Regions from separate parts of the Homo sapiens genome. Here region 2 is linked to region 1. Evidence: chromatin loops called from intact Hi-C (ENCODE). Cell type or tissue: PC-3. All regions are shown on one strand. Each heading gives the region's core, and the rest is flanking DNA. Links, peaks and the distances in the headings are about the cores only. Region 1 overlaps MUSK (muscle associated receptor tyrosine kinase). Region 2 overlaps LPAR1 (lysophosphatidic acid receptor 1).

Region 1 (2,929 bases), core at 118-2,617:
TAATATAAATAAAGTCTTAGATTTAAAGCCAGAAGATCATTTTCAAATCTTAAAGTCTTGATATATTTGAGAGGGAAACTGGAGAACTTGGAATATTAGATAAGATGGGCATAATTTCACATCATCTTAAAAATAGATTATTAGATCTATTGGGTTTTTTCAGGCAAAAGTTAAAAGTATCTGTTTGAAAAAGAGGAGAAATGAGGAATACTGCTATCTTGGCTTATTTATTTTGGCATTAATTTTTAATTCCAAGGACCTCAATTAGCACATTTCTGTAAACTAAAGGGAAAAAATAAAGAAATACCAACTGGATAATACTTAGAAGTTTCTTCTGTGGGATCCTTTTTGGATAATCTTTAGTTAACAGGGACTTACCTATCTCATCAACTGGCTTTACCATTGTTATGCTGGTTGAGTTGATTTAAAAATAATTTCTTATACTGGAAAAAAATGACAAAATATTTCTCTGAGAAATAAAGTTTTGAACTAAATTGATTTAATGAAATTTTCCACTCTGATAAAGAAAATACTATACAAAAGATTTCTACTTTGTGATTATTATGAACAATTATATATACATGTGTATAGATATAATTTACAATTATATATGTATATACATTTATTTAAGACCTCAAAATGTTTTCTATATTGTAATTACTCCAACCCAACTCTTAGGTGGGACTTCAAAATATAATAATTATTGAGAGGAAGACTGTATTTTATTCATCCTTGTAACCTCAGGTCTAATACTACACATGGCTCACTATGGGTTTTCAATATATGTTGATGGGTGGATGGATGAATTAATGCATAGGTGGATGCATGGATAGATTTAAGGATGGATGCATAGATGGATGGGCATAAGAAAACCTCATGCCTAGCCCAAGCCATGTCTTTAAACTTTAGCATGACATCTTCAATGAATAATCTCACCTGATTGTTCTACTGTTTGCTCCACTGCCAGAATATTCCGTAAGAGTCTATAATATTCAATGCCTACTCCCATTCTAAAATTCTGCATATTTCTTTAGTTATACCATTTTTCCCAATTTATGACTACAAAACCATTATCCACTAGGATTTCAATAAAAGGGAAACAATTTTTAAGATACGAACATGTTCAATAAGTGGCTGATGTATCAAATATATAAAACAAAGTAGATTTCTTTTATTGATAGAAGTGAATTTTATGGATTTTCCCAATTCCCCTTTCTTCCACTATTGTCATCTTATTTCACTGGGATTAACTTACAAGAAACTATGAGAGTAGTGGAATCACTTGCATGAATGATTACTGCTTATGTATACTTGATAAAAAATAGAACCTGTGTTCATTGGATATCCAAATGGAATTTAGATATAGCATTTAACAAACGGCAACATAAGTTTCAGTTCTTGTTGGACAATAAAAATGAGAGAAAACTCCAAGTAGTGATGTATAAGCATGCTACTGTGGTTAAATTGGAAAACTGTACATAGTTTCTGTTTGAATCAATTTCAGGAATTCAGGATGTTATAAACTGTATACGAATACAGAGTCAACATTTTAAGAAAAGTTGAAACAGGAATTGCTTGATAATCTTGAAAATATGCATGTATGTATGTTTGTTTAATGACTAAATGTATACTATTTGAGAAAGTAAATAAGGAGGGTAGGGGGCAGAAGCCAGATTCAGATTTTTGTGTGATGAAGAATGAATAAATGAATGTTTAGGAGTTGAGGAAATGGAAGAAGTGTTTTCAAGATGAATTGTTATGTACTTAATATCGTTTATTCATTTATTGAACAAATATTTATAGAGTGCCTACAATGTGCCAGAAACTATTCGAGATACTACTATAGAAATTCTTGCTTTTAATATTTATCTAGATTCCTTCCAATATCCTGACCACTAAATTACTTTACTTCCTTTCCTTAGACCTCTGCCCAACTTCAGCTAATCACTCACATTGTCATACCCCTGACTTTGTCATTCCATACATTTGTATACCTCCCATAATCTCATTTTCAGTTACTCTACCTGTTGTTCATCACTTCCTCCCTTTTTCACCCTAGTTCACTGCCTCGACTGCCCTAACTCTAAAAATCCTTTGACCCCACTGAAACTTTTTTTTTGTTTGTTTGTTTTTTATTTGTGAATTATTTATTTTTCCTATGCATTACAATGAAGTCAGTGTAATTCCTAAAAGTATTACTTGTTTGCATGCTGAAATGCCTTCTTTTTTTTTTTTTTTTTTTTTTTTTTGGGTATTCATGCATTTATTTTTTATTTTTTATTTTTTTATTTTTTTGTTATACTCTAAGTTTTAGGGTACATGTGCACATTGTGCAGGTTAGTTACATATGTATACATGTGCCATGCTGGTGCGCTGCACCCACTAACGTGTCATCTAGCATTAGGTATATCTCCCAATGCTATCCCTCCCCCCTCCCCTGACCCCACCACAGTCCCCAGAGTGTGATATTCCCCTTCCTGTGTCCATGTGATCTCATTGTTCAATTCCCACCTATGAGTGAGAATATGCGGTGTTTGGTTTTTTGTTCTTGCGATAGTTTACTGAGAATGATGGTTTCCAATTTCATCCATGTCCCTACAAAGGACATGAACTCATCATTTTTTATGGCTGCATAGTATTCCATGGTGTATATGTGCCACATTTTCTTAATCCAGTCTATCATTGTTGGACATTTGGGTTGGTTCCAAGTCTTTGCTATTGTGAATAGTGCCGCAATAAACATACGTGTGCATGTGTCTTTATAGCAGCATGATTTATAGTCCTTTGGGTATATACCCAGTAATGGGATGGCTGGGTCAAATGGTATTTCTAGTTCTAGATCCCTGAGGAATCGCCACACTGACTTCCACAATGGTTGAACTAGTTTACAGTCCCACCAACAGTGTAAAAGTGTTCCTATTTCTCCGCA
Region 2 (2,929 bases), core at 335-2,834, 220 kb before region 1:
TGCTCTAAAAATGAATAGCAAAGAATTAAAAACTAAATGGTAATTATACCTGTGCTGGTTTAGTGTGTATTTTGCATATTTACCCGCATAAGCTCAATTTTCTTCTAGATGCCATTGATATTACAGTCAGGGACCACTTTTGTGCCTTGGGGAAATAAAGTGAGCTTCCTTAGGAGGTAATAGATTTGCAATTTCACCCATTACTGGAAGTAGTCACATGTAATCCAATTAAATTTGATATCTCATTAGTGATGGAGGCCCACCTTCAAAAAACTCAGACTCGAGGGATGGGAACTGAATGAAGGTACCATGTGATAAATGCAATGTTATAAGTTAGTTGCATGTCTGTTTTCCTACTAAATATAGTGAAATTTAATAAGCATAGGAAGGAAATGGGGTAAGAGGAAGTGAGTGTGAATTTAAGCAGAGACCGAGACCAAGGGCCCACCTTAGGGTGCTATTCATGTATTAGAAAAGGGCCACGCATTTTGCTGTTCTTCCTCATAGTTGACATGAAGAGGGGACTCAATGAGCTGTGTTACCCAGAAAGCCCATGAAGATAAGGACTAACCAGGGGGGACAACTCTTCATGTGCTGGGAGGAGAACTCTTCATGTGCTGGGAGGAGAGAGGATTTTATCCATGGTTCTCCAAACGTTAGGTACTTTAATGTATTGAGTCGTGTCTCCAAATACAATCTTACAATGAATGTGACAATGGGGTTAAAAAAAACTGTATTGCTCAATATAGGTTAATGGCATAATGCCAATTGCTTATCTCAGAAAAGCCATTCTGTAAGAGCCAAAGCAAGACAGTTCAGACAAGCAGCTCACTGCTGGCTCTGTCCAAGCATAGACATTCCACATTCTTTGTGGAGTGCTGAATTAGATACTTTTCAGGATGTTTCCTATGAATATTACTTCATGCAAAAGGATATTTTTGATAAGAACTGAGTAGCAGTAAGTTCAAGGTTATTAAGCTCAATACTGCATCCTCTCTTTGTGGTCAGTTAAGTGTGGGTTCCTGTGCTTTAAGCATTGACTTGACTGAGAGTAGCATGAACAAAGATCAGCCTATGAGCACGGATTTTGTGGAGTCTTTTTACTTCAGGGAGTAGAAGGAAGAGAAATGAAGGCTCTGACAGTTGATGCCTTTGGCCAGAGTTTGCAAGACTGGAAGTCTATGTGCTAAATGAATTTGGCCCCACATACAGTTTATTTGTTCAGGTCAAGTTTCAAAAGTCAGCATAGACAGGTGGGCATTATGATTGTTCCTCGTGCAAGTGTAGTTTCTGTATCATGGAAGCTAAAGATCTGTTTTCATTGGCACTTCATGTATTTATGATACCTGGTTGGTCCCTGTGGGTATTTGTGCTTGTGACATTTGCTGGTATATGGTCACAGTGTAATGATGTATGTGTAAGTTCAGAAGCAGCATAGAGGAGGTGGTGATTAATCTGGGTGGGGAATAGGACCCATAAAAGGCTTCATTGAAAGGCTGTGACTGGAAAGATGAGTAGATATTTGCCAGGCATAGAATTTGGACAAGGGAGGGTATTCCAGGAAAAGCCAAGTGCATATGCAAAGACAGCTGTGTGGATTAGCATTATATGTTAGGGGATTTCTGAGTAGATCCAAAGTGCTGGGGCTTAACAAGCAAGGTGAATTATAGCCTAAGCCAGAAGTACCTGAAGGACTCAGTTTGCCGTGCATGAGGAGGCTGGCCTTGGGGCAATGGGGAACCATGGGAAGGTTTGAAACAGATCATTGCCATACTAGATTTCTGTTTTAGGAAGGTTATTCTCCAAACACCCAGGAGAAATAGTTGCAGGTAGAAGGGACTAGAATAGCTTTTTAAAAAAAGTTATTTATGAAAACATCTTTATTTTTCCTCCATTTCACTGACCTATATAATTTTTTATGGTGAGACGTTTGAAATTTACTCTTATTTTGAAATATACAATGCATTATTATTGACTCTAGCCACTCTGCTGTGCAGTGGATCTCAGAAAGAAGCTATTCCTCTTGTCTGTCTGAAACTTTGTGCCCTTTGATCAACAACTCCCTATCTCCCACCCCACTGTTCTTCATCCCTTGCCTCCAGCCTCTGGTGACCATCATTCTACCCTCTACTTCTTGGTTCAACTTTTTAAGATTCTACCTATAAGTTGAGATCGTATAGTACTGAGATATCTTAAGAGGGCTTGAGTTAAGGCAGTAACAGTGGGTTTGGAGGGAAGAAGGTAGATACGAAAGACATTTAGGAGGAAGAATTGATGCAACTTGGCTATTGAATAGATATGGTGGGTGAGGGAGGGGGAGGAGTGATAGTGAATGGATGACAATACCGTTGAATGAGACGAAGTAGGAGAGAGTAACAAGGACATGGGAAGTGTATTTATATTAGATTGCCAGGGCTGCCATGAAGTCCCACGGACTGGGTGGCTGAAACAACAAAAATTTATTTTCTCACAATTCTGGAGGCTGGAAGTCATAGAGAATTGTGAGGACTGTTTTCTTCTGAGGCCTCTCTCTTTGCCTTGCATGTGATGGTCTCCTCCCCGTGTCTTCATGTGGTTTTTCGTTTGTACCTGCCTGTGTCCAACTTTCTTCCTCTTATAAGGACCCTAGTCATATTGGATTAGGGCCCACTCTAATGACCTCATTCTAACTTAATTACCTCTTTATAGACCCTGGCTCCAAATGTGGTCACATTCTGAGGTACTGGGAGTTAGGACCTCAACATATGAATTTCTCGGGGGGACACAGTTTAGCCTAGAACAGGAAGGATGAAGAGTTTGGTACATGTTGAATTTGCAAACCCTATGGAGTATGTAGGGTGGTGGTGGTGGTTCTATAATGCATTTGGATGTGTGAGAACACAGCCCAGAAAAGAACTCCAGATTTGGTATTTAAAATCATGGGCATGGA

Evidence for each region. Hi-C counts contacts between places; a loop is a spot of excess contacts. Peaks named below come from ENCODE experiments on the same cell type or tissue, not always from the same donor. Only the 100,000 strongest peaks of a DNase experiment are listed, where the experiment ranks them.
Region 2: it touches region 1 in a loop (7-fold over the local background); 1 of 110 quality-filtered maps calls a loop at or near these places.

The regions. Positions count from the first base shown.
Region 1 is chr9:110,796,483-110,799,411 of GRCh38, reverse strand. All of the region lies in intron 14 of MUSK (muscle associated receptor tyrosine kinase), which reads right to left. Among named protein-coding and RNA genes, the nearest start is that of MUSK, 130 kb to the right of the region's middle. In PC-3, for the core only: no CTCF peak of the experiment used is centred there; a DNase peak (open chromatin) is centred at 1,611; H3K4me3 peaks cover 587 bases; H3K27ac peaks cover 2,146 bases.
Region 2 is chr9:111,014,707-111,017,635 of GRCh38, reverse strand. All of the region lies in intron 2 of LPAR1 (lysophosphatidic acid receptor 1), which reads left to right. Among named protein-coding and RNA genes, the nearest start is that of LPAR1, 22 kb to the left of the region's middle. In PC-3, for the core only: no CTCF peak of the experiment used is centred there; a DNase peak (open chromatin) is centred at 1,465; H3K4me3 peaks cover 604 bases; H3K27ac peaks cover 1,874 bases.